Linked DNA regions of Homo sapiens: regions 2, 3 and 4 are each linked to region 1. The links are chromatin contacts, found by Hi-C or POLR2A ChIA-PET in ENCODE. All regions are on one chromosome and are shown on one strand. The core of a region is the stretch at or near the end of the contact, and the rest is flanking DNA. Distances in the headings are between cores, read along the strand shown.

What was found. A loop is a pair of places that touch in the nucleus more often than their neighbours do. ChIA-PET counts read pairs that join two places held with the same protein, here RNA polymerase II (POLR2A). Pooled maps may share reads with other maps.
Region 2: a pooled map shows a loop between it and region 1 (4-fold over the local background). The contact joins the enhancer-like site here to the promoter of ARF4 in region 1. A Hi-C loop is called at or near these places in 1 of 168 maps with a recorded cell type or tissue (naive thymus-derived CD4-positive, alpha-beta T cell), 3 of 37 single-sample maps with no recorded cell type and 13 of 50 pooled maps. POLR2A ChIA-PET finds 5 or more read pairs at or near these places in 1 of 52 experiments (activated B cell).
Region 3: a pooled map shows a loop between it and region 1 (7-fold over the local background). The contact joins the enhancer-like site here to the promoter of ARF4 in region 1. A Hi-C loop is called at or near these places in 2 of 50 pooled maps. POLR2A ChIA-PET finds 5 or more read pairs at or near these places in 3 of 52 experiments (H1, T-cell and naive thymus-derived CD8-positive, alpha-beta T cell).
Region 4: a loop to region 1 is called in a pooled map, with 5 times the contacts of the local background. The contact joins the promoter of PXK here to the promoter of ARF4 in region 1. A Hi-C loop is called at or near these places in 1 of 37 single-sample maps with no recorded cell type and 7 of 50 pooled maps. POLR2A ChIA-PET finds 5 or more read pairs at or near these places in 1 of 52 experiments (AG04449).

The regions. Positions count from the first base shown.
Region 1 is chr3:57,593,888-57,600,604 of GRCh38, reverse strand. ARF4 (ARF GTPase 4) reads left to right here and starts at 3,261. Exons shown (of 6, transcript NM_001660.4): 1 at 3,261-3,531. The coding sequence starts at 3,465. It overlaps ARF4-AS1 (ARF4 antisense RNA 1), which reads right to left and starts at 2,816. Exons shown (of 2, transcript NR_132370.1): 1 at 2,554-2,816. It also overlaps a transcript of PDE12 not described here. RefSeq lists enhancers at 2,238-2,943, 2,458-3,017, 3,038-3,287, 3,298-3,367, 3,558-3,607 and 4 more.
Region 2 is chr3:56,922,667-56,929,985 of GRCh38, reverse strand. It overlaps a transcript of ARHGEF3 not described here. Among named protein-coding and RNA genes, the nearest start is that of ARHGEF3-AS1, 14 kb to the left of the region's middle. Within about 2 kb of position 5,990, at least 24 of the 41 ENCODE cell types and tissues checked have a DNase peak (open chromatin) inside an H3K27ac peak, as active enhancers do.
Region 3 is chr3:56,719,489-56,727,003 of GRCh38, reverse strand. No RefSeq gene overlaps it. Among named protein-coding and RNA genes, the nearest start is that of TASOR, 40 kb to the right of the region's middle. Within about 2 kb of position 1,608, at least 6 of the 41 ENCODE cell types and tissues checked have a DNase peak (open chromatin) inside an H3K27ac peak, as active enhancers do.
Region 4 is chr3:58,330,346-58,337,025 of GRCh38, reverse strand. PXK (PX domain containing serine/threonine kinase like) reads right to left here and starts at 4,134. Exons shown (of 18, transcript NM_017771.5): 1 at 3,936-4,134. The coding sequence starts at 4,037. RefSeq lists silencers at 3,290-3,584, 3,831-4,360.

The sequences.
Region 1 (6,717 bases), core at 2,012-4,511:
GGTCTCTACAAAACGCCAACTCTACCAAAAATACATAAAATAGCTGGGCATGGTGGAATATGTCTGTGGTCCCAGCTACTTGGGAGGCTGAGGCAGGAGGAAAAAGGGAGGGGAGGGGAAGGGAGAGGAGGGAAAAGGGAAGGGAAAAGGGAACAGAAGGGGGAAGGGAGGGGAAAAGGGAAAGGAAAGGAAGGGGAGGGAAGGATGAAGGAAAGAAAAGAAAGAGAAAGAAAGAAAAGAAAGGAAAGAAAGAAAAAGAAAAGAGAAAAGAAAAGAATTTGGCCGGGAACAGTGGCTCAGGCCCATAATCCCAGTACTTTGGGAGGCCAAGGCAGACAGATTGGTTGAGCTCAGGAGTTTGAGACCAGCCTTGGCAACATAGCAAAACCCTGTCTCTACAAAAAATAACACTACTTAGCCAATGTGGTGGTGTACCTGTAGTCCCAGCTACTTTGGGGGCTGAGGTGGGAGGATCACTTGATCCCAGGAGGTTGAGTAAGCCGAGATGATGCCACTGTACTTCAGCTTGGGTGACAAAGTGAGACCCTGTCTCAAATAAATAAATAAATAAATGTAAGAAGGTAGTATAGTGTAGTGGTTAAGAGTGTTAATGGCTGGGTGCACTGGCTCACACCTGTAATCCCAACACTTTGGAGGCTGAGGTGGAAGGATTGCTTGGGCCCAGGAGTTCCAGACAGGCCTGGGCAACATAGCCAGAATCCACTTATTTATTAAAAAAAAAAAAAAAAAAAGAGTGTAAATACCAGTTAATACCAGAAGAAATGGGTTCTTATAGCTGTTCCACTGCTTTTAGCTGTGTGACCTTGGGCAGAATATTTAATCTCTCTGACCCTGATTATTTTTATCTGTACAATAGAGATATTACAGTCTGCCATTAACATCCTGTTTTGTAATTTACATTAGCCACTTGATGTGTAGTGTATTCTTACTGAAAAATCTGTTTTGACAACTTTTGTTTTGGTTCAGGTTTTGGAGGCTAGAGATGGAGAACAGAATTCTTTCGATTTATTTTGCATAACTAAACAGAAAACATGGATTAAGATTTGGAATAAGTTACAGGGAGGAGGGCTCATACGGTTTGTCTTTTGAATTTAAGAAGACCCTAAGAATTAGTTGAAGATTGTTTTAAGGAATTCTACTATATAAAACTAAAAACAGACATAAGGCCTAAAGTGTGAAAGGAAAATAAATCTTGGGGCCTCCACCTCACTAAGCTAAAGAGAAAAGTCAAGCTGGGAACTGCTTAGGGCCAACCTGCCTCCCATTCTTTAAAAAGTCACCCCTCTGCTCACTGAGATAAACGCATATCTGACTGCCTCCTTTGGAGAGGCTAATCAGAAACTCAAAGGAATGCAACCATTTGTCTCTTATCTATCTATGCCCTGGAAGCTCCCTCCCCACTCAGAGTCTTCCTGCCTTTGCTTTGAGTTGTCCAGTCTTTCCAGAATGAACCAATGTTCATCTTACATATATTGATTGATGTCTCATTTCTCCCTAGAATGTATAAAACCAAACCGTGCTCTGATCACCTTGGGCACATGTCTACAAGACCTCCTGAGGCTATGTCATGGACGCGTGTCCTCAACTTTGGCAAAATTAACTTTCTAAATTAACTGAGGCCTGTCTCATATTTTGGGGGTTCACAAAAGGATACAAGAAGGTCTTGTCACTTAGCAAGCTTCCAAAATGCAATTTTGAGTTATTCAACTGCTAAGCAACTCTTTACATGTATCTCCAATGCAAAGGAGGGTACTTCTGAGTAAAGAAGTTTTTGGGGTTTTTTTGTTGTTGTTGTTTGTTTTTTTAAGACAGTCTCGCTCTGTCGCCCAGGCTGGAGTGCAGGGGCGCGATCTCCGCTCACTGCAACCTCCGCCTCCCGGGTTCACGCCATTCTTCTGCCTCAGCCTCCGGAGTAGCTGGGAGTATAGGCACCCGCCACCACGCCCGGTTAATTTATTCTATTTTTAGTAGAGACTGGGTTTCACCGTGTTAGCCAGGATGGTCTCGATCTCCTGACCTCGTAATCTGCCCGCCTCGGCCTCCCAAAGTGCTGGGATTACAGGCATGAGCCACTATGCCCGGCCAGAAGTTTTTGCTTTTAATTGCCCAGGGCCACTCCTAAGAAATAACAGTCTCTGAAGGGTAGATAAGGTAGTGCTACCAAGAGAAGCGTTACTCAGCAAGCCTTCAAAAATATAAAAATAACTTACTGTTTCTGAAAGTTTGCAAGTTTTTCTTATTCAACCCCATCCTATGGAAATATACCAGTTGGAATAAGCAACTACAGAACCACATAGGACGGCACTACTAGAAAAATAGATTAAATCTTTATCCTGGCAATGAGTCTAATACATTTATCATTGCTGTGAATTTTAAAAGGTGTAGCAGGCCGGGCGCGGTGAGTCACCGCGCCAGGCCCGATCATAAACACTTTTAAAGTGAAGAGGCTTTCCGCTTCCTCAACATAAGGAGTAAATCTTTAATGCTGCTTCTAGGAAAAAAAGTACAAGAAAAGCAAGACTTCCTCCTTGCCTTCTCTTTAAAAAGCAACAGCCGATGAACACGTGTTGGAGCGCTCTCGCCTTGACAGAATTAGAGATCTTCAGAATCACTTGGCGTGGTGGTCGAAGCGTCTAGCCCTAGCTCATTAGGGTGCCACAGTTTCTCGGCCCACAAGTCAGCTTTTAACCACTTTTCTCCGCAAAAGACCGGACCGGTCTTCATGCGTCAACTAAAGCAAGCGTCTGGTCCCGTGTGTGAAACGTGTAAGTTCATGGCATCAGGGAATACCCATCGCGCGTACCGTAATAGAAGAGGGCGAGGTTCCTCACCTAACCCATAATGCTCAGCTCGCCTTTCCGGAAGCAAGGACTATCACCCCGACAATACCTTCATCCGGGCGGAAGCGTCTCACCCTGAGTCTGATTTGGCAGTGACGAAGCGAGGTATTGTGGGACTTTGTCCGTCTCCCAGTACGCATGTGCCTCAGCCGGCCTCTCCCGGCTCCTGGGGCCACGTCCGGGCGGTGGCGCCGTCGAGAGATGCTCGTCAGCGAAACTGGCCAATCCCCTGCAGGCGCAAGCGCAGTGGCTCGGGCGCACCGGAAGCGCAGGGGGATGGGGCGGCGGTGACGCGATTCTGTCCGCGTTGGAGGGGCCGGGCCGCTGCTGGAGTCGCCGCGGCCGCCGCGTGACGTGGCACAGCCAGAGCCTAAAGGCTAGAGCCGGAGCTGCCGCGCCAGTCGCCTAGCAGGTCCTCTACCGGCTTATTCCTGTGCCGGATCTTCATCGGCACAGGGGCCACTGAGACGTTTCTGCCTCCCTCTTTCTTCCTCCGCTCTTTCTCTTCCCTCTCGTTTAGTTTGCCTGGGAGCTTGAAAGGAGAAAGCACGGGGTCGCCCCAAACCCCTTCTGCTTCTGCCCATCACAAGTGCCACTACCGCCATGGGCCTCACTATCTCCTCCCTCTTCTCCCGACTATTTGGCAAGAAGCAGATGCGCATTTTGATGGGTGAGTGAGGGGCTGCGAGTCAGGCGGGACCTGGGAAAGGCAGGGTCTCCACAATTGGGGTGGCCTCTGGGCCTGTTTTTTTCCTCCGCCCGCTGTGGTGGGGGAGGGGCGCCGGGTCGGGGGTCGGAAGGAATTCTTAAGGGGGAACAATGGAGCGGAGGGTGAGCGATCCCCCCCGCCCCCGATCTGTCGCCAGACGAGACAGGGACAGGGCTTCGGGCAAGATTTCTTTCTGGACTCGGCTTTTTCTCCTTGATCTTATTGAAAGCTGGACAACATTGGGCAGAGATGTGGGGAAAGCCAACTCTGGGAAGCAAACACTTGGCGAGGCCCTTTCTGGGGGTGCGATCTGCATACCTTCTTGCCCGGGTGTGGACAGCGGTCAGGAGGGAGGCAGAGCAACTCCAGCCTTTTCCCTCCCCTTCTGCGTTTCGTGTACAGTCCCTGCATACTCCATTGGTATGTAAGCCAGCGGCCACCCGGAGCCTGGAGCCGCCCGGGGCAGGAAGTTGCGGTGGCCAGGGAGCACCCAAGGTTTCCGAAGAGTCTGGAGTCCTTCAGCGCTCACTTTGCTAAACTTGGCCTTGCGCTGGATTCCGTTTCAAGTTTTTCGCTCCTTGTTAATCTCATTCTCCGAAAACTGAGCTTATCTTCTATTTCTTTGACTATTTTCAAAAACTTTAAATGTGTTTGGTTTATTCTCCTAGGTTTTTAAGCTTATTTTTAGGCGGTCTAAGGTCTAATGCAAAAAAATTTTAGAAACGAATTTTTAAAAAATACCTGATAAATTTTCAAGTAACTGAACATCATGACGCTGAATTTTATGGTAGTCTTGTTAAATAGTAACTACAATTTTTTTAAAATTTCTTTTTAGAAAGTTGACTTTTTAAAAACTACTTTTTAGGGGGCGTGTTTTTGCTCAGCTGAGGGAGAAGGGCTGTCAGTTGGCTGAAGTAAGCAACCGCTCCCGGTTACTGTAAGCAGTCTACATCACAGCTGAGCTCCATGGACTAGAATAACGCTGAAAGAAGCCCCTCTAACTTTGAACGTTGAAACTTGTTGGTTCATTAGCTTGTTTTCTACCGGAGGAGGTTTTATTTTTCTCTTCCTTTTTTTTTTTTGCAGACGGAGTTTTGCTCTTGTCACCCAGGCTGGAGTGCAGTGGCGCAATCTCGGCTCACTGCAACCTCCACCTCCCGGGTTCAAGAGATTCTCCTGCCTCAGCCTCCCGAGTAGCTGGGATTACAGGCATGCAACACCACGCCTGGCTAATTTTTTGTATTATTAGTAGAGACGGGGGTTTCACCACGTTGGCCAGTCTGGTCTCGAACTCCTCACCTCAGGTGATCCACCCACCCAGGCTTCCCAGAGTGCTGGGATTACAGGCGTGAGCCACCGCGCCCGGCCGGAGGTTTTATTTTAGAGCTGTACTACCATCAAAACTTGCAAACACAAGCTTCTGTAATATTTCAAGGTATATAAAGAGTAACAGTATATACATTGGCTCATGTTTATTTTCCTCTTAGCGTACTTACACTTTGTGAATCAATTGTTTATGAGTCATTCATAAAGTATTTTTTCTTTCAAAGTTTCTTAGATTTCCTTTGTCAAGAGGACAGAATTATTTTAGGAGGGCAAGCATATTTAAGTTTTCAGTGGCTGAAAGTTGGCAGTCTGAAAAAGGATCGGAAGTTAATGGGAGGACTTCGGACTGTGATAAATGAATTTCCAGTCTGTTCGTTAAAGAGATTTAACAATATATGGTTATGTTCCAGAACACATAGTATATTGGTCTTTTTACTTAAGATTTATTGTAAATGAATTGCTATTTTTCAATTCCTTAGTCTTTTGTGATTGATGAAAGTATCAGAGGGGCAAGGAATATAGAAGTATGCTACCAGCATTTTCATATATTTACTATATTGGGAGGCATTTCCCTCCACCCCAAAAAATGATTCGAAGAAAATGGGAGAGAAAAAATATTTAAGTTTCTGCATTTGTGTGGAGGATTTAGGAGTTACTTGTTTTTAATGTTTTATTACTCAGGCATGCTATCGTTTTGCACTTTAATTTTGGGATAATCAGTTTTCCTTGACTAAAAAACACTTCAGTCACAAGATCGACATTTATGGTAACTCATCAAAGGAAGTATCAACGTACGAGGGAGATATGTGCATGAACAGGGAAAAAGGTGGTTTGGAAGTTTGATAATTCTTACATTTTTCTGTCTGGCTTTATGAGTGACTGACAGCAAAAATAATAGATCACTTTTAAAGTGTCTGCCCCATTCAACTGTTGGAATTATTAATGTTTTACATTAGTGTGCTTCGTTTTTCTTTATAAAGCTTAGATAAGATTCATGCCCTCCTGAGTCAGTGTTTTATTCAGACTTTACCATTTTAAAGTATAAAGGAGATAGCAGTTAGCTGATGTGTCAGGTTTGCCAAACTACTATGGAGAAGTTTTAAATTTAATTCGTACACCTGCTGTTCTTCAAAAGTTCAAGTAACTTTAAAAGATATTGGAAGTTAGCTTGTAGTTAACTGTAATTAAAAAACCAACACAGTGTATCAAATTTAACATCATCTGAACTATTGATTGACAGAAATTATGTACTAGTTATAAGGGTAAGTTATGCAAGTGATGATATTGCCCATACTGCTCGAGTTAGGAAGCAATAGCTTCTGGCCAGGTGTGGTGGCTCACGCCTATTATCCCAGCACTTTGGGAGGCCAGGTTGGGAGGATCACATTGAGGCCAGCCTGGTCAACATAGCAAGACCCCGTATCTATTTGAAAAAAATAAAAATAAAGCAATAGCGTCTGTATTTTATTTTGTTTATTTTTTTTGAGATGGAGTTTCACTCTTGTCTCCCAGGCCAGAGTGCAATGGCATGATCTAGGCTCACTGCAACCTCTGCCTCCTCAGTAGCTGGGATTACAAGCGCCCGCCACCAAGCCCAGCTAATGTTTGTATTTTTAGTAGAGACGGGGTTTCACCATGTTGGCCAGGCTAGTCTCGAACTCCTGACCTCAGGTGATCCACCTGCCTTGGCCTCCCAAAGTGCTAGGATTACAAGCATGAGCCATCACACCCAGCCAGCTTCTGTATTTTGTATATATTTTTTAAATAATTATGTTTTTTTTCCTTTTGAGTAGCTGAGACAACAAGGACATGCCATTAGAC
Region 2 (7,319 bases), core at 4,741-7,240, 670 kb after region 1:
TGGGAGAGGGTCATCGGTGAGGGAGAGCACTGGCAAAAGCATTGTCAGTTGCATTGTCCTTTGGGGCTTCAGGTTTTTTATACCTCAGAGGATCTAGGGCTATTCCGGAAACATCAGCCAAGGGAAGCTCTACTGGATTTTCCTCAGTTAATAGCATCTACACAAGGCTTTCCTTCAAGAACAGTCATCCTGTTAGCTACTAATAAAATAACATAGAAGTGCTGAAGTTTTGAGCCTGGAAACAATAATTTTAAAGATACATAGTGTTTGAGTTTACTTATTTGCTCTTAGAATGAAGTCACCACTTGTCACCGTGACTATGGAAACATAGGAAATACATTTTGGGGAGTTCTGCTTAAGTCATTCCATGTCCCCTAGTAAGGTTCTCAAAGTGTGGTCCATGGGACATTAGTGGCAACAGAACCCGGAAGCATATTAGATATGCAGAATTTCAGGCTCCACCCAAGACCTGAAGCAGTAGCTGCATTTCATTGAGATCCCCAGGTGATGTGTGGGCACATTAAAGTTTGAGAAACATTCCGATTTTTAGGGTGGTCTAGATTCAGGTTGCAGATACTGTCGACTCAGTAGAGATTTCATGTGAAGCTCTTTAGTCAGGATTTGGGGTGATGGAAATTGGCATGTAAACCGTCCCTTCTTTCTGTAGCAGAAGAAAGTTGGGCTGTGATAAATTTCAGTTAACCAGGAGCCATGACTCTAGCCACTTGGGACTGAAATAATTAGTGCAAATCCTTCTGTAGTTCAGAATGAGTAGAAGAGGCCACAGTCAGGGTTAAAAACTCTGGTATCCCCCACTCTCACTCTCCTTTCTAGACCCTTCTTCCCCAATCCAGAGGACCCAAATTGCAGCCTTTTTGTCCTAGATAGGCCCTCCTGGAGGTCTCTCTTTAATGCAGAGGATGCCCCTTTTCTCACAGTGTGCACATAGTAGGCCTTTTGCTGACCTTGTGGGTGTCCTTTATTGTCCTGTGCAGCAAGGTCGCTATATCCTGACATGTGACTCATAGGCAAGACAGCAATTTCTGATAAGGAGGGAAGGGTGGCCATTCCACCTCCTCACTGAGGCCCGTGTGTTATGTAATGCATTTCCTGCCTTTGATTCTTTACCCATGTGGCCCTGCCTGTCTACTGTCCTGGCTGCTGTTTTCTTTGTTCTGCAGCAGAGGAATTCAACCTCTCTGGGGCTTAAATCCCACTCAACCCTGGCTGTTTCTTGGCACAGTTTTTCCTTAGGTGGCAGTTCACTGGGGGGCAGAGGCACATTTTCCAAACCCTGCTGTGTCTCAGTTCATCTAATATGTCTTCATTTCAAGAGAGATTTGGGCAAAGGCTAAGCTGATTACAGGGCTCAAGTGGAGCCCTGAGCACATTTCAGATCTGGAATGCAAATTGTTGTCTGCAGTAATTGTAGTTTGCACCATGGCCCTACTCAGCCCCCATGGTCATTTTCCTGCTGCAAAATAAGCAGCTTTGTGCTTTCAAAGTGGGAGGTAATGAGGGGGAGAGGAGCACCTAAGGGACATTAAGGAGTGTTTTCAGAGCCTGTCTGCAAGCCTGAGTGGGAGCAGAACGGACCCAGATGTGTGTAGGGATGCTGCCACTGAAAAGCTCTGTGACCATGGGCCAGGAACCCAACCTCGCTGAGCCTCAATGTCTTCTAGTCCTTGCTTCAGAGGGTTGCTGTGGTGATAAGGTGGCAATGATGTGGCAGGACACTCAACATGGTGCCTGGTATATAGTAGATGCTCAACAAGGGGGAGTTTCTTTTCACTGCCTACAGGTGCCATAAGCTTTGGGGTCTGCAGTGGGGAAACACGTGCCCTTCTTAAAGGGTGATTCCAGCACACATGTTGGTTAATACTCTCCTGCTCTGAAGAGCTTTGGTGCATCCTTCTCATGCTGCATGTGTCTGCAGAATTGAGGGCTGGCTTAGAGTGCTGGCTTGGGGTAGATTTCCTGCATGTCAATCTAGCTGTGTGCTGTCTGGCAATTGCTTAACGTCTCTGAACCTCAGGTTTTCTCATTCATAAAATAGACATCATAATCATTTTTGATTCACAGGTTGTTAGAAATATTTATGTAAAAACAAATGTAAAATTGAGCACCAGTGCTTGACACAAACTGTGAAGGCAGTACTATTGTTATCCCCTTTGCAGAGATGAGGAAATCAAGGTTTTTGTTTGTTTGTTTGTTTGTTTTTTATGGGTCAAATGACTTTCCCAACTCTGCAGCTCATATGCGGTACCACCTGGACTCTGGCCTAGCAGATTGGCTCTGTGGTCCATGGTAGGTATCCCTGACATTGAACCTCCAGGTGGTTGGAAATACTGCACAAACACACTTTAGGTGCCTGATCCTGGGGCTCCCCTCCTCAGACCCCTCATTTTTGTTGAAAAATTCTTTGTTAAATTGGGTTAAAGCAGATCATAATAAAATCACTATTACCATATTATATAATGTTACATATCGTATATTTAAAATATAAGTTTATGTTATATATTATACTTTTATATAAGATTATTATATGTAGTATCAGCAACAGCTATTTACACAGATTTGCATTGCTATTGGAAATGCCCTAGCCATTGTCAGCACTTATAATTGCTTTTTGTTGTGCCACATGGGGGCTTATTATCCGTCATGTTGCTGCAAAATTACTTGTTTATCTTATAGTCTCTAGGAAACTGCAATTGTTACTTACTATGTGCCAGGCACTATGCTCAATGATACATATTTGACTTATTTGATTCTCACAAGAACTTTTTGCAGTGGGTCCTCTTACTGTTCCCATTTACCAGAGGAGGAAACAGAGGCACAGGGAAGTTAAGTAAATGATCAGGGGTCACGCATTAAGTGACAGCACTGGGATTTGAACCCAGGTTATCTGGCTTAGAACTCCTATTCCTCACTTCTGTGCTAAACTGCCTTCCTTTATTTCTGGTCTGTGTTCTGGTTGCTATGCCCTCACCACCCCGGCTGGCTTGGCATTTCCAGACCTCTGGGGCTGCACACTTAACACAGCATTCCCTGGGGCCTGTTACTAAGTATGAGTCCCTCTCAGCCTCAAAGGGTCATTCTGGGGACTCCTCCCACCCCTCCCGGGGTATTCATCCAACCCAGGAGGCTCTTTGTGGCTCAACCACACACATTCTTTTAAAAAATAAAAATCAGCTTTTCATTTTAATGATGACACAACCCAGAGGTGAGGTTCTTGTTATCACACTGGGGGAATCTGGGTGATTGGAGTTGTAAAATCAAGTAGCTGGGGAATTCCTTGTTTTCTCCATAAATTATCCATGTGAGAGCTCTGTGTAATTTCACATTACAGGAGGGAATGGCTGTGTTTAACTCCTTCTGTTGGAAGGGCAGACTTATTTCACTTCTTACTCAGCCAGGAGAGGGAGTTGGAAAGCATAGAAATGGAACTTCTTGTTATTACAATTCCTGGCTTTCAGCAAATATATTTATGTTTGTGTACTTTAAAAATACATAGGAAAAGCATCTGACTAGTACTGTATTCTATGGCCATGGCCACTGTTCTTGACAAAAAGAATTTCTATCTGGTCATGCAGCTGTTCTGGCTGAGAAACTTGCCCTGGTTCCCCATTTCCTGCAGGGTGGAGTTGGAACTCCTTCCTTGGCTCCAAGCATCTCATCCCTGGCCTTCGCATCCTGTCCCTTCCATAGACCCCTTGACTGTCTCCTCGCCTCCTGAATGAACTTTGCTGTTCCCACTTCTCACCTTTGCGCTGACCCCCCTCTCCTCAGCCTGGCAACTCCTATACATCACTGACAACCAGCTGGAATGGCACTGTCATTGGGGAGACCCTGAGAATGGTCCCTGGCTTCTTCCTCTGCAGCCTAGTGCTTCGAGGCTGTGGGAACCAGCAGGTTGAGCAGTGAGCATTGTGTACAGGTCTGCGTCTCCTCTGGCCTGTGAGCTTCTGAGGTATTTTTGCATGCCTGATGCTTTGAACACAGAGCTGGGCACATTTCTGTTGAACAAAGGAAGCTGGTCTCATCTTTACACATGTCAGTCTGCATTTCTTCCCCAAGAAGGGTTTTTGGGTGATGGGTAGAATACCAGGTGGGAGATTGGACCACCAGCCTCCAGGCTCCATGAGAGCCAGGCTGTCCTGTGGCTTTGGTGCCTGCACTGTGGCCAGTGTGTATTCAGTCACTGCCTGAATGAGTATTGTGGTAAGAACCTGTGCTGCAGGCCTAGACTCCAGTCCTTATTCCATTACTGCCAAGCTTGGCACATTGGACAACTTTTTTTAACCCTTCTGAGCCTCTTTCCTCATCTATAAACTAGGGATAATAAAAGTACTTATCTCATAGGGTGGTCATAGAATTAAATTAGCTTAGCCTACCATCTGACACATAGCAAGCCCCCAGTCAATGGTGGTTCGTATTGTTGTTAATAATGAAGTGGATTGGTTACAGGATGTGATAAGTAGTGGGAAGGAAATCAGTAGGGTATCATGATAGAGAATAACGATGGTGGGGTATAAGGCATGGTCCTATAGACAGCCTGGTCAGGGAAGCCTCCTGTGAGCTGAACTTGAGTGATGACACAGCTGAGTTAAGCAGAAAATGAATTTATTACAGTGTCTAGGGTAGCTCAGAGAATTTCGGAAGGACCAGGGAAACAGGGACAACTCCAAATTATACCACCAAACAGTTATTGTAAAGACACTATTGCTACCACTGCTGGGTAGGTGTAGACGCCATGGCTTGCACCACCAATGCTGGTTGTAGGCTGTGGCTACCCAGTCTACCCTTACTCTGCCTCTGCAAGCTGCCACCACCCTCGCAGAATGGGGTCTGCAGCGGCCCTGCCGCTTTGCATCCCAGCACATGATTGGCTGAGCCTGCTCATGTTCTCATGCTGTGGCTGCAAGGGAGGCTGGGAAGCAAGTGTATGGCACTCTCATCTCCTCTGGTAGAATGTGGGCTCTGGTTCCTGAGTTGGGGAATTCCCCAAAGCTAGCCAGGTAGGGGGTTCAGCTGCAGGAGACTCAAAGGGTGACCCTTATGTCAGAGGCATGTGAACAAGAGCAACTCCATCTTGAATAGGAGCTGGGTAGCATGAGGCTGAGACCTACTGGGCTGCATTCCCAGACAGTTAAGGCATTCTAAGTCACAAGATGAGATAGGAGGTCAGCACAAGATACAGGTCATAAAGACCTTGCTGATAAAACAGGTTGCAGTAAAGAATCTGGCTAAATCCCACCAAAACCAAGATGGCAACGAGAGTGACCTCTGGTCATTCTCACTGCTACACTCCCACCAGTGCCATGACAGTTTACAAACGCCTTGGCAACGTCAGGAAGTTACCCTATATGTTCTATAAAGGGGAGGCATGAATCATCCACCTCTTGTTTAACATATAATCAAGAAATAACTGTAAAAATGGGCAACCGTCTATGGAGTAGCCATTCTTTTATTCCTTTACTTTCCTAATAAACTTGCTTTCACTTTACTCTCTGGACTTGCCCTGAATTCTTTCTTGCATGAGATCCCAGAACCCTATCTTGGGGTCTGGATCAGGACCCCTTTCCTGTAACACAGAGACTCATGGAGTAAGGAACACGTAGTGTCGCTGGGCCTCAGCAGCTTTCATCTAATAGGCAGTGGTGCTTTAAGAAAGGCCTGACTGCTTTCCTCTTAGACAATGATTTTTTTAAAAAGAGTGCTGAATTTGGAAGCAACTAGTTCTCAATGTGATGAGAGGCTAGGAACTATTTTTTACACATCATTTAGTTTGTGCAGGTGTGGGGTAGCATGTTTCTCCCCTGTTTATCACAGACTTGCATTCCTGTTGGAAATGCCCTAGCCATTGTCAATGCTTATAATTGCTTCTTGTTACAGCCACGTGGGGCTTATTGTCCATGATTTTGTTGCAAAGTTTATTGTTTATCTTATACGGTCTCCAGGAAGCTGCATGCGGAAATCTCTCAGCCTTACCAGGAAGTCTGACTTAAAGGGACAGCCTCCAGGGCAGAGCCCTAACTGGGAGGAGGTGCTGAGCTTCCAACCAGGACCAGTTACCTTGGGTGAGAGTTGGAAGCCCTTTCCACCTGTCTCATTTGGTTTGCTATTTTCCAGTGTTTTGGTGATTCCTTTCTGATTCTGAATTAAGGGAGAAAAAGTGGCAATACCAATTCTTCATGTACACATGAACACACCCAAAACATAACAAAACAAAAAACCACTTTCACTGGTGTTTAGGCAGAATGAACACTCTGAGTCATGGGACACACATGCTTTTAAATCTCTTGGTTTCTTGGGGGTATTTTCATAAAAGTCTTGAACTTTCTAGATGGATACAGGGATTTCAGGGAAGTCAGCATTGTAAGATTAAAAAAATAAATATGACTTAAGTTTTAACTATGCTCTCATTTTTTTTCTCTATTGGAAGGAAGAAGGGAAATGGGAAACTGCTAGTTTCTATTACCTTTTTCTTAGATGCCCAGTTGACAGTCAAATCAGGATAGAAAAATCAAACTCTGGATTTCAGATTTGGTACTGCTTTTCAATTTGCTAGGAGGAAAATTTGAACCAGTTTCCATCGTTACACCAAAAAATTTCCTCTTCTGTTTGAAAAAAAATAAATTATTACTGTGCCTTTGTCTTTTAAAAAATATTTTATTATGGAAAAATTAAAACCTATACAAAAATAGAAACAATAGTATGATGGCCCAAAGTTCCCATCATCCATTGTTCTGCTTCTTTTTTTGAGACGGAGTCTTGCTCTGTTGCCCAGGCTGGAGTGGCACGATCTTGGCTCACTGCAACCTCTGCCTCCTGGGTTCAAGTGATTCTCCTGTCCCAGCTTCCCGAGTAGCTGGTATTATAGGCACACGCCACCATGCCCAACTAATTTATATATATATATATATATATATATATATATATATATATATATATATATATTTAGTAGAGATGGGGTTTTGCCATTTTGGCCAAGCTGGTCTTGAACTCCTGACCTCAGCTGATCCTTCCGCCTACGCTTCCCAAAGTGTTGGGATTACAGGCGTGAGCCACTGCACCCAGGCTGTTCTGCTTTTAAATACATATGTCAGTTAGTATCCTACCATCCTCCCTGCAACCTGCTAGGGATAAAGGAGTCATTCCTGTTTTACAGATAAGGAAACTAAAGATCAAGGAAATTAAGAGTGACTTACCAGGTCATTCAACTAGTAAATGGCAGAGCCAAAAATCACAGAGCCCAAATATTAATTTATTGTTAACTATTCCAGCCAGATGGTTTTTCCCAGAAATTATCCCTAAAG
Region 3 (7,515 bases), core at 359-2,858, 870 kb after region 1:
ATCCTTCTGCCACAACCTCCTAAAGTGTTGGGATTACAGGCGTAAGCCTCTGAGTCTGTCCAAGAACTCATAATTCTAAAATCTGTTTTCTCAAGCATTCTCTATTCATTCACTTATTTATGTGTTCACTTTTAATAACTCTATCTGGAATCCATACTATGTATAAAGTCAAGTGGTAAGTCATAGTTGTTATAGAAAAGAAATGTTGAATCTCACTGCTAATATAGGTAACTGTTGAGGAACTTGAGGCTAAATAAAAGAAGGCAAATTTCACTTTGAAATTCTTACTGGAATTTCAGTCTACTTTAATTAAAATGATTAGTACTCTTTCTAGTCTGAGCACAGTGGCTATACCTCTAATCCTAGCAGTTTGGGAGGCCAAGGCAGGTGAATTACTTGAGCCCAGGAGTTCAAGACCAGCCTAGGCAACATGGCAAAACCTCATCTCTACAAAAGCACAAAAATTAGCCAGGCTTGATGGCATGTGCCTATAGTCCCAGCTACTCAGGAGGCTGAGTCGGGAGGATCCCTTGAGCCTAGGAGGCAGAGGTTGCAGTGAGCTGTGATCACACCATTGCACTCCAGCCTGGGTGACAGAGTGAGAACCTATCTCAAAAAAGAAAAAAAAGATTAGTACTCTGTCCCACAATGAGTGAGGTTTTTTAGATGAAAAGGCTAAACATTTTTAAGCTGTTAGTAGCCAATTCTCAATAGCACATTGGCCCAATAAGGCTGGTAGTTAGTCTTATCTTTACAATAAGCTCTCACCATTTTCTTTTTTTTCTTTTTCTTTTTTTTTTTTTTTTTTTTTTGAGACAGTCTCGCTCTGTCACCCAGGCTGGAGTGCAGTGGTGCGATCTCAGCTCACTGCAAGCTCCACCTCCTGGGTTCATGCCATCCTTCTGCCTCAGCCTCCCAGGTAGCTGGGACTACAGGCGCACGCTGCCACGCCCGGCTAATTTTTTGTATTTTTAGTAGAGACGGGGTTTCACCGTGTTAGCCAGGATGGTCTCGATCTCCTGACCTTGTGATCTGCCTGCCTCGGCCTCCCAAAGTGCTGGGATTACAGGCCTGAGCCACCACGCCCGGCCAGCTCTCACCATTTTCTTTAACATACTGTTAATTCCCAAATTTGGCAAGATATTCACATAAATAAATATAAGTCCAAATTTTTTCCCAAATGCAAAGTCGCTTCTCCTAATTTTTTTCTTCCTCCTCCTCCTCATCTTTTTTGTCCGTCCTCTTTTCTCACTGCTGCTTTGGCTATTCCCTCTGTTTTTCACTCCTATAATTGTACTGACTGTCAATGCTAAAGGATGTATCTTACAGTATATTAGAAGATGTTTGTACTGACATTTTGTGGGTTAGTACAAATGAGTGAGGGCTAAATGGTTTTTCTTCAGTCAATTTTCAAGATGTTATTTCACATACAACTAGATGTAATCCTTGCAGTCTAAATGAAAACTCATAAGCAATGAACAGAGCCAGAACTAGCAATTTTCTGTAAAATTAGAGCATGGTTTCAGCTTCTGGGTTGTGGTCACCGCCACTGACTGCTTTAGTTTCCATTCCCAGCACAGTCTGCGGCAGCTAAGAATGCACAACTCTTCATAACCACAGCCCTGTTTCAACAAAGACTGTGTGGCTGCAGGAAACTGCAACCCACCATCTTGGTGAAGAGCCTGTTCAACTTTCCATTTACATTCTGTCCATGTCCGTTTTTTACTAATTCTCCCAAAGCCTGAGGACTCTCAAAGATTTGGCAAAGAAACTGTCTGGCCAATCAGTTTCACTCACCTGGTTCCCCTTGGCATTGAGGAGAGAAGACACTGAATACCCCCCCTTATTGATGCAGCTGATTCAATTAATTCACACTAGCTTGTTTATTGACAGAATTCTAGAACTACACTATTGGAAGGGAAGAGGGTTACCCAAGCCCAAACCTACCAGTAAAAATCTGACAATCATCAAAATTTAAAACCTTGTCCGCATGAGCACACAGTGAGAAAAGGTGACCGTATTCACTGTACCTGAAGGGTATTGAGGGAAACAAGTTGGAAAAAAAAATGCTCATGACATCATATCTCCTTTCTCCAGGCTTGGTTCATATATCAGTCAGCTGCACAGACCTACCTAGTCAAAGCAGTTTTCAGTTGACGTGAGGGAATAGCAAGGAATTAGAAGTCATGCACTGTATCTTTAAGAGCTAATCACTTAGCCTAGGAAACTGGACATGCATTCCAAAGCTTGTCCACATGCAAACATACCTAGGTATTAATGAACTGTGCTCTCTCATCTGTGAAAGGTTTGAAAATGACATCCTACAAGTGTTTTATTCTCTGTTGCCAGGGACACTGGACCCTTCAAGCCCATTTAAATGTGAGACTGTATGTGAAATCACTTTTTAAAAAGATACTAAGAGCTAGTAGTTTTCATTGTTATTTAATAATCACTTTTAAATTTGTACATGTTGCCCAGGCATGGTGCCTTATGCCTGTAATCCCAGCACTTTGGGAGGCCGAAGAGGGCAGATCACTTGAGACCAGGAGTTGAAGATCAGTCTGGCCAACATGGTGAAACCCCGTCTCTATTAAAAATATGAAAAATTAGCTGGGCATGGTGGCAGGCGCCTGTAATCCCAGATACTCAGGAGGCTGAGGCACGAGAATCACTTGAACTTGGGAGGTGGAGGTTGCAGTGAGCACAGATTGCACCACTGCATTCCAGCCTGGGTAACACAGTGAGACTCTGTCTCAAAAAATAAAAAAAAATAAACCGTACATGTGAAATTTCTCAAAAGTGTGGCCTTGGCCTGGGTCTTTTTCATTCGTTGTACTATATACCTGGAGAGACTTTTCAATCCAGATAATTTGGAATTTTTTCTTGTATTTTTTTTTCTTACATATTTTCATTCCCACAATTTTCTATTTTCTCTTTCAGGAATTCCAGAAAGAGAGATGAACCTTCTGGATTTTATGCCTTAACTTCTGGATTGATTTTCAAATAGTCTTAATCTCTTTATTCTTACTTTTTATTTATTTATATTTTGTTCAACTCTCAAGGAGATTTCCTCACCTTTGTCTTCAGATCCTTCTATTAATTTGAGGAGAGGGTTGCCATCAGTTTTTTTTTCTACTATAAGTTTTTCTATCATTCTTTCTATACTTAAAGCACCCTTATTTTTATTTAATGAAGGCAGTGTCTTCTCTGAACTCTCAGAAGATGTCACAGTTCAGTTGAATTTTCCTTCATCTTTCATTGTTTATCTGGGAATAATAATGGTAATTAATAGGATTTGGGGGAGGATTCAATGTAGTAATACATCCAAAGTACTTAGAATGGGCCAGGCATGGTGGCTCATGCCTGTAATCCCACCTGTAATCCCAGCACTTTGGGAGGCTGAGGCGGGCGGATCACGAAGTCAAGAGATCGAGACCATCCTGGCTGACATGGTGAGACTCCATTTCTACTTAAAATACAAAAAATTAGCTGGGTGTGGTGGCGTGCCCATAGTCCCAGCTACTCAGGAGGCTGAGGCAGGAGAATTGCTTGAACCTGGGAGGTGGAGGTTGCAGTGAGCCGAGATCACACCACTGCACTCCGGCCTGGCGACAGAGCGAGACTCCGTCTCAAAAAAAAAAAAAAAAAAAACCTTAGAATGGGGCTATGCCCCGTATTTTTGTTTACTTCTCCAAATCCACTATGCACCCTGATTCACTCTTCTGTGTGTACTTCATCATGGGCTCTCCTGCCTGACGTTTCTGGTTTGGTTTGGCCCAGTGAAAATCCTGTCATTATATCAGTGAGAGGGAGAAGAGTGAGTTTAGAGTATTCATTCCTCCAGCTCCCACCTGGAGGATTTCCTTGGGCTGGTTGCATCTCTTATCGTGAGGTCACAGCTTCTCTCAAGGAGTCCTCTCTGAATTCCTGTAACCCTTCTAGCCTAGTATGGTAACAACCCCACTGTCACTAGCCCCAGGATATTGTATTGTCCCTACACACTGCCCAAACTTTGTGTACTGTCCCTTTATTAAAACCTCCTAATTTGAATATGTGATATTTGAGTATGCTGCTGAGCCCCTGATAGATACTGGTTCCTGATATAGTAAACATATATGTCTACTATTGTCATCATTTATGTTATTTCACCATTTGCTTTCCATTTTCAAATGTTGTGGTCCAAGGATAAACAGATCTTTGGAATCATCAAAGATGGGTTTTGTGTTTCTATTTTTTGTTATCGTGATGGATTGTTTTCTGGGAAGATAAATGAAAGCGTATTTCAAAAACAAAGGCAAAATACTTTTTCAGGCATATGAAAGCTAAAAGAATTCATCACCAGCAGACCTCCACTACAAGAAATGTTAAAAGGACTTTCTTTGAAGAGAAACAGAATGATACCCTGTGGACATATGGATCCAAACAACAGAATGAAGAGCACTAAAAATGCAACTATGTCAGAAAATAGGAGAGGCTTTTCTTACTATTTAAACTTCTTTAAAAGTAATTAGTTCTAGGTCGGTTGTGGTAGCTCATGCCTGTAATCCCAGCACTATGGGAGGATCACTTGAGCCCAAGAGGCAGAGTTTGCAGTTAGCCAAAATCAAGCCACTGCACTGCAGCCTGGGTGACAGAGCAAGACACTGTCTTTAAAAAAAAAAAAAAAAAAAAAAGGCGGCCGCAGTGGCTCATGCCTGTAATCCCAGCACTTTAGGAGGCCAAGTTGGGAGGATCACCTGAGGTCAGGAGTTTAAGACCAGCCTGGCCAACATAGTGAAACCCCGTCTCTACTAAAAATACAAAAATTAGCTAGGTATGATGGTGCATGCCTGTAGTCCCAGCTACTTGGGAGGCTGAAGCAGGAGGATCTCTTGAACCCGGGAGGCGGAGGTTGCAGAGAGCCAAGATTGCACCACTGCACTCCAGCCTGGGCAACAGAGCGAGACTCCATCTCAAAAAAAAAAGAAAAGTAATTAGTTCTAGCCATGATGGAGTAACAGGCACCAGATTTGCCTTTGCAACTGAAATAAAAACAAAAAGATGAAAAAACCTATAAAGCTATAGCTTTGAAGACACTGGACATCAGGCAATGAAGGACAGTGACCCTAAGAGAAGAGGTATAAATGAGGTGAGCCCTGCAATTGCTCCAACTTCCAGTCTTGAAAGGGATTTCAGGACACAGCACAGGGAGGGTGTCCATTTGCATTGCTATAAAGGAATACCTAGCCTGGTTAATTTATGAAGAAAAGAAGTTTATTTGACTCATGGTTCTGCAGGCTGTACACGAAGCATAGTGCTGCCCTCTGCTTCTGGTAAGGGCCTCAAGAAGCTTCCAATCATGACAGAAGGTGAAGGGGAGCCAGCGTGTCACATGTCAGGAGAGAGTGAGAGAGCAAGGAGGAAGTTCCAGACTCTTAAACAATCAGATCTTGTGTGAACTCAGATAACTCATTACTGTGAGGATGACACCAAGACATTCATGAGGAATCTGCCCTCATGGTCCAAACACCTCCCACTAGGCCCCACCTCCAACATTGGGGATTACAGTTCAACATGAGATTTGGAAGGGACAGACATCCAAACTATATCAGAGGGGGATCCCAGGTAGACTCCAGTGAACTTCCTGAGTGGAAGTTTTGGAGCTGAGAGTTTAGGGAGACCAAGGCAGCTACAGTTTACAGAACAAAGAGGAGAGCAGTCCATGGAGAGACAACCTCAGAGATTACTGTAGAGAGTCCCCCTCAGGTATTAAGCAGAGTATTGAAAAGTGCATACATGTGAAGAAAATACCCAAGGCTGAGGGGAAATACCCTAAAAAAATTAGAACACACATAGTGCTTGGAATAGTGCCTATTCTCACAAACCAGACTAGAAGAATATAATTCACAGGGCATTGGGTAAAGTACTCAGAAGGGTCTAGTTTCAGTAGTGGAGAATAATTAGTCCTAGAGTAAACACTGCTCTGGTCCAACCTAATAAATCTTAAAGACCAAATAGTATCAAATTGTTTCCAAGTAACCTAACTGCATCCTGGAGCAAAGCTCAACAATATTTATGGGAATACAAAATTATCCAGCACTGAATAGGGTAAAATTCACAGTGCCTGCCATCTAATGAAAGACTACAAGACATGCAAAGCAGGAAAACACAACCCATAGAAGAAAAACATAAAAACCAATCCAAACTGACTTAGACCTGACAGAAATGTTAGAATTAGCCAACAAGGATGTTAAAACAGTTGTTATAGCTGTATTCCATATTTTTAATGTTAAGTAGAAACACGAAAGAGATGAAAAAAGACCCAAATATAATTTCTACAGATGAAAATTACCATCAATGAGATGAAAAATATGGCCAGGTGCGGTGGCTCAAGCCTGTAATCCCAAAACTTTGGGAGGCCGAGGCAGGTAGGTTAACTGAGGTCAGGAGTTCGAGACCATCCTGGCCAACATGGTGAAACCCCGTCTCTACTAAAAATACAAAAATTAGCTGGGCATGGTGGCACATGCCTGTAATCCCAGCTACTGGGAAGGCTGATGCAGGAGAATTGCTTGAGCCTGGGAAACGGAGGTTGCAGTGAGCCAAGACTGTGCTACTGCACTCCAGCCTGGCTGACAGAGCAAAACTCTGTCTCAAAAAGAAAAAAAAAAATACACTGGATGGGATTAAGAATAGTTTAGACATTGCAGAAGAAAATACTAGTGAAAAAGACAGCAATAAAAATTATTGAAAGTGAAACATGGAGAAAAGAGGATTTTAAAATGAAAAGAGTATCAGAGAGGCATTGTGTCTGGAATTGGTGGGTTCTTGGTCTCGCTGACTTCAAGAATGAAGCCGCGGACCCTCGTGGTGAGTGTTACAGCTCTTAAGGTGGTGCATCTGGAGTTTGTTCCTTCTGATGTTCGGATATGTTCGGAGTTCCTTCCTTCTGGTGGGTTCCTGGTCTCGCTGGCTCAGGAGTGAAGCTGCAGACCTTCACGGTGAGTGTTACAGCTCTTAAGGCAGCGCGTCTGGAGTTGTTCGTTCCTCCCGGTGGGCTCGTGGTCTCGCTGGGCTCAGGAGTGAAGCTGCAGACCTTCGCGGTGAGTGTTACAGCTCATAAAAGCGTGTGGACCCAAAGAGTAAGCAGCAGCAAGATTTATTGCAAAGAGTGAAAGAACAAAGCTTCCACAGTGTGGAAGGGGACCCGAGCGGGTTGCCACCGCTGGCTCGGGCAGCCTGCTTTTATTCTCTTATCTGGCCCCACCCACATCCTGCTGATTGGTAGAGCCGAGTGGTCTGTTTTGACAGGGCGCTGATTGGTGCGTTTACAATCCCTGAGCTAGATACACAGGTTCTCCACATCCCCACTAGATTAACTAGATACAGAGTGTCCACACAAAGGTTCTCCAAGGCCCCACCAGAGTAGCCAGATACAGAGTGTCGATTGGTGCACTCACAAACCCTGAGCTAGACACAGGGTGCTGACTGGTGTGTTTACAAACCTTGAGCTAGATACAGAGTGCCGATTGGTGT
Region 4 (6,680 bases), core at 2,885-5,384, 740 kb before region 1:
CCAGCCTAGTCAACGTGGTGAAACCCCATCTCTACTAAAAATACAAAAATTAGCCAGGCATGGTGGTGCATACCTGTAATCCCAGCTACTTGGGAGGCTGAGGCAGAAGAATCGCTTGAACCTGGGAGGTGGAGGTTGCAGTGAGCTGAGATTGCGACCTGCACTCTAGTCTGGTGACAGAGCGAGACTCTGTCCCCCACCCCCCAAAAAAAGGAGAAAACTGAGATGAAAAGCTATCACACACAGCCTACCCACCAGCAAAAATTGGATGTGCACATTTGATAACAGCGCTTTCCAAAACTTTGTTTCCTCTGGTTTCTATTTCAGCTATGTAAGCATTTTTTTAGTCTACTAACTTTAAAAAGTTTTCCCTTTTATATAGCCAAGAACTTACCTTTCCCTTGTCCTCTCTTGGTCCTCCTAAATTTTCTCACAACTCACCTGTGTGGCTTTTCACCAGAATTCCTTTTGTCTGGAAAATCTTCCTTCTTCCTCCAAACCTAACCTGAAAGCATCCTCCCCCTAAATACTAGCCTTTCTGATTTTATAGAAGCTTCATTTCCTTGCAGCAGAGGGCTGGTCTAGCTCTTAATGCTAAATTCATTTTGCTCCATAAAAATGATGCATCAGCATCAGCAAAGCACAGAATCACCTACCAACACATGTCCTTTCTGCCAGTTGCTCATCCAAATATGCCTTTCTGGTGGTGACCTTGTGTTCCCTTCATCCTTCTGGTGACTCAGTTTTCCAAACCACAGAATTTTTCCCTACCAAGTTCACAAATCCTAAATCATTTCTGTTATAGGTGGTTTCCCAGCTGGGTGCAGTGGTTCACACCTATAATCCCAGCACTTTGGGAGGCTGAGGTGGGAGGATCACTTGAGGTCAGGAGTTCAAGACCAGCCTGGGCAACACAGCAAGAACCCCATTGGTATTAAAAAAAAAAAAAAAAAATATATATATATATATATATATATATATATATATGTTTCCCAAGGTTAAACAAACTTGATAAATGAAAGGAACTATGGACAGAAATGAGCTTGCTTGCAATAACGCCCTCTAATGTGTTTAACGCTTTGCACAAATGTTGTCAGGGAGTGAAGAGATGGAGGGAGGAAGGAATACATTTTACAAATACTTCATCAAGATGATTTCATTTGATCTTCCTAACAACCTTGGGAGGCAGGCAGGGCAGGCATTTATTACTCCCATTTACAGATGACAAAACTAAACTTCAAAAAGGTTTAAGTGACTTGCCCAGCCTATATCACATGACTAGCAAGTATCAGCTCAGACCTGTATTAAGGTCTTGCCTCTTCCAACCCCAAGTCTGTCTCTAACTCCGTATGTTTCTGTCTACAGCCAAGGAGTAACTTCCTAGAGATTCAGCATTTCAAAGCGAGAGTAGAGCTCTGACTTCTGGAACACCATCTCCCTTCAGCTACCAAGCTGGAAAGCCAACTTCAATCTCCCCAAGAAAAAACAGTGCCTTTCTCTTCTACATACCCCTCTTAACAACTACTTCTTTCCAAAATAATTTCCAACAGTTCCTGTTTTAAAAAAGACTTACTCATAAGACACTAACAGTCCAAAAAGTTTGCATCAGCGTAAGATTTTCTCAATAAACTTCAGGGCTGATGCAACATTTCTCAGTCAAACTTTACAGCTAAAATGACAAGAACACAGAACAGTCAAAAAATTACGCAAGACAATGCTACAGTTTTTTACTCTACCACATCTGCCTCTATGGGTCTCCTGTGAGTCACTGTCTTTTGTGGTCAGTCATCCCTACAAGAACTGCCATTTTCTACCCTAAATTATTTTATTTTTTAAAGAAAAGATCTGCAGGGCCAGGTGTGGTGGCTCACATCTGTATACCAGCACTTTGTGGGGCTGAGGCAGGAGAACGGCCTGAGCCCAGGCGTTCCAGACCAGCCTGGACAACATGGTGAGACGCTGTCTCCACACACACACACACACACACACACACACACACACACACACCAGCCTGGACAACATGGTGAGACGCTGTCTCTACACACACACACACACACACACACACAGACACACACACACACACACACACACACACACCCTTACAATAAAAACAGAATCCTATTACATCTTTCGCCACCTAGCTAAAGCACTGATCTCTAAGTTATTTTTTCAATGTTTACAATTACCATTTTACATAAACAGAAAAAGAGGCATAGTAAGGTTGAAGTTGGATTATTTAGTCATTTGATAAACACATTTGAAATCCTATCAAAAACCAGGGAATGAGACTCAAAAGTGAGGAAGAAGTGCCCCTCCTCTTGTAGCCTGGTGGAGACAAAAAGTAAAGAAGTAATTACAGGACAAACTAATCAAGATTAAGGTGTGGGTAGGCACATGGGCTGGGGCTGTAGAAATCATGAATGCTTCCTAGGGAAAGTAATTTGTGAGTATTTAGAAACATCTATCTCTTTATTTTCAATACAAAATAAACCTAAAGGACTCGACACTATTCCCTGAAAGGTTATAAGACTTACTTGCCAATAGTCAAGTCAAAAATCAAATTTAATAGCTGAATTACTCTTGACTCCCTATCCTAAATTTCAACCCTTATGCCATACTCCCTTTAGGCACAAATGATAGCAAGTTTAACAAATTCTGTCCTGTATGTGCCTTCTCACATGTCTACAGAATAGGATTAAAGACACACAGCGTGAAATAAATAGCCCTTTTTAAAAAGATAATAATTTTCTTAACTGGAAGTGAATGCTTTGAACAATTCAAGCCCTACAAAGCACGGCTGTCAGAAGAGGAAACTGAGGTTCAAAAAAGTCTCACTTTAATACAACAGAATAAAAGGTCTCTTTGAAGTCATCAGAAGAGCTTGAACGAAAAGAGAAACAGAAGGCTATTGTGAGCTTTAGCCTCCAGATGATGACCCCCCAAACACACTGCAATGGTAAACAAACAAGCCTCTGAGTCTGAATCTGATTCGGTGGACTGACAAAACATCACAATTGAAGGAATCTCTCTCCTCACTCATTACTTTTCCAAAAAAGTCCCACTAGCTGATAGCTCCAGGTTTCTTGCTGGTTCCTAGATTTATTGCTTGGAAATTATAATGCATAGTGGGCCTTTCAAAAAAAAAAAAAGGTACAAGCAAATGAAAACAACCACGGTTTTAAAGCCCCATAAAAGACCGTATATGTAGCAGAAATGAACCCTGCCAATGTTTACTATGAGGACCTATTACTCCTTTATGCTACTCGAGTGGATTTTAAACTCAAATGAATGCTACCACTGCCCACTAAAGAGCAAGTTAGAGAAGCACATTCATACACCTGCTTAACAGCGCCCCGACTGCCGCCCCCACCACTTCCCGGGACCAGGGCCAAGCGGCTGACCTGGAAACGGGGCTGCAGACCCCAGCCACTTACACTCTGCTGTCCCAACAAGTAGGCTCTGGAGTCACACTTCATTTGGCCCGGCACACCCTCATCCCCATCACCCAGACCCTCAGCTGCAAGGAGGAAATTACACGGCCTCAAAAAGGAAAAGGCTGGCGGCGGGCAGAAGTGGATGGTCCTGAGCGGTCTCGTTCCTGCTCCCCTAGTCCAAGGTGAGCCCGGGAATCCCGCAGCCCCCGCCCCCGCCCCCCAACTCGGAGTCGCTTTCCTGGTCGCCGCCGAGCTCCTTCCACCCCGCGGCGCCGGGAGCTGCGGTCCCCATCCTTGGCCCCTCCGGGCCTCAGCGTTCGCCTGGGCCCCAGGGGCCCTGACCCAGACCCAGCGGCGCGCCACAGCCTTCTCGGCCAGGGCCGCCCACCCTGTGGCCCGGTCTCCGTCCGACGACCCTGCCCGGCCCGCGCCAGGCAGCCCGCAGCCCCCTCGCGGCCCGGGGCCGCCCCACGCCGCCCGCCCGCCCGCTGGGCCGCGCACCGTGTGGGACTGCAGGCTCTGGCTCGCCTCGATGGCTGCTGTCAGCGGCACCGTGTCGTCCAGCAGCACCTTGCCGGCTGGCGGCTTCTCCATGAAGGCCATCCCGGGACGCCCGGCCGCCGCCGCCTAGGGACGCGAGGTAGGAACCCGAGGCGCCGACTCCCGCCGCCCGCCCGGTTCCACCGCCGCCGCTGTCAACACGCGCCGCCCCACGCGCCGCCGGGCCCGCGGGGTCCTAGCGCCGCCCTTCCCACGGCCGCCGCCCCGGAGTCCTAGCGCCGACCCAGCGCAGAACGTGTGGGGGCCGCCAGCACTGCCGCCCGCTGGCCCGCTCCTCCGCCTCGCGGCTGCCATGGGCCTGCGCTTCCCTGCTCCTCGCAGCCGCACCGCAGACCCGGTGCCCTTAGCTCCGGGCTTCGGACCAGGGAACACCACCCTAAGCCATCACTACCAGGATCCTCAGATCCAGAGACGCCTGGTCCTGAGCCCTGGGATCCAGGAATCTTCAGGGCGAGATTTCCAAACCAGGCCTCTCAGAACTGGGCTTTTCGGGGACCGTACCTCTTGAAACCCTCAGAACTGGATCTCTCTCATCCCCCAGGCCCAAGGACCCTAAAACTCAGAAAAAGGGCCTTTAGGATGGGACCCCCAGTCTGAGCCCTGCAAACCCAGAGACTTTCTGAAACAAGCCCTTCCTATTGAAACTTCACAGGGACTCTTGAACGTGGCTCCTCAGGCCTGAACACCTAAGAGCTGGACCCCATAATTGGAGGTCTTGGGCCCCAGAACCCTCAGACCCAAGCTCTAAGAACTGGAGACCCTATAAAATGGTCCAGAGACCCCTAGCCTCTACTCTTGGCCCCCACTGCGGGCTCAACCACATCCCTTAGACTTGGGAGTTTTTGATCCCACCATATGGACTAGAAGAACTTCAAACCAAGAGCCAAGCCAGAGAACCTTGGGATCAACTTCTCAGCCCTAAATCTGCCCACAGTCTGCCTGAACCCAAAGCCATAATCCTGGCACCACCTCATCCCCCCCATCTCCATATACACCTAGAAATTTCACCCACACTGCCCTCTCCTAGGGCAGCATTCCAGGATAGTGAAGAGTTAAATTTAGAATTGGAGGACCATCATCTCCATGGCTCTGGCATTTACCAGCTGTGTGATCTTCAATAAGTTACCCAACCTCTCTGAGTCCCAACTCCCCAATTTGCAAAGTGGAGATAATATTATTTGTATGAAAAGGTTAATACAAGGAATGCAGTAGACTGGGAAGGGGCTTGGCACATAGTAAAAACTCAAACGGTGGTCAGGCATGATCGCTCACGCTTGTAATCCCAGCACTTTGGGAAGCCAAGGTGGGTGGATCACCTGAGGTCAGGAATTTGAGACCAGCCTGGCCAACATGGCAAAACCCCCTCTACTAAAAATATAAAAATTAGCTGGGCATGGTGGCACGTGCCTGTAGACCCAGCTACTCTGGAGGCTGAGGCAGGAGAATTGCTTGAACCCGGGAGGGGGAGGTTGCAGTGAGCCAAGATCATACCACTACACTCCAGCCTGGGTGACAGAGTGAGACTCTGTCTCAAAAAACAAACAAAAAAACAGACAAACAAAAACACCTCAAACCGTGGTCAGGCATGATGGCTCACCTTTGTAATTCCAGCACTTTGGGAGGCTGAGGAGAGTGGATGGCTTGAGTCCAGGAGTTTAGCCTGGGCAATATGGTGAGACCCCGTCTCTACAAAAAAATTTTAAAAATACCTGGGCATGATGGCTCACACCTGTGGTCCCAACTACTCAGGAGGCTGAGGTGGGAGAGTTTTTTGAGCACAGGAGGTTGAAGCCGCAGTGAGCCATGATCATGCCACTTCACTCCAGCCTGGGTAACAGAGCAAGACCGTCTCCGGAAAAACAAAAAAAAAACAAAACAAAGTCAATATTAGTTTCCTCCTTCCCCTACAGTTGACAGAATGGAAGGTTCCTAACTCTTAAATTTGCCTCCACTAAATTTCTACACTTCAGATAAGGGAACAAAGTTCCTTGGTAATCCCACCACCACCACCAAAATTTGACATCACAGGAAAGGCCCACATCATACATAAAGGGTCCCTTCTCCAGATCTCAAGCTTATTGGGATTGGTGGGCAGCCCCGTTGAGTCAAGTAGCCATGAGATTGGTCCCAGGGGCCAAGATCTAATAGAGCGAGATGTGAAGAAGGAATCCTGGACCTTCATGATTCAGCCCTAAAATAATCAGAACTCTCCCTCCATTCCACTTTTGTGCCAGTGTGTTTAAAAGCAGCAGTCTATTAAAGCAAAACCATATGTCATTTAGGGAGGATTCAACTTTTTACTTTCATTTCTTTGTTTTAAGGCAAATAGATTATTTCTCTGCCAGAGTCACAGAAACCAAAATCCAGCTATAATCATTACTCCTATTGTGATGTGGACTGACCAAGACAAGGCTCTTTTCTCTTACTGCAGGTGGGAGTATAAATTGGCGCCACCTTTCTGGAGGGCATTCGTACATTCATTCAACAATTATTTGCTAAGTACCTACTATGTAATAGACCTAGTACTAGGAGCTAAAACAAATATGTATTAAGGGCTTTGAAAATGTTCTTATCCTATGACCAAGTAATTCTGCGTCTAGGAGGGTATCCTAAGAAAATAATCAGAGATCAGTAAAAAAAAAAAAATAGCATGCAAGGATAAATGACTAACAGTTGGGTTTTGGA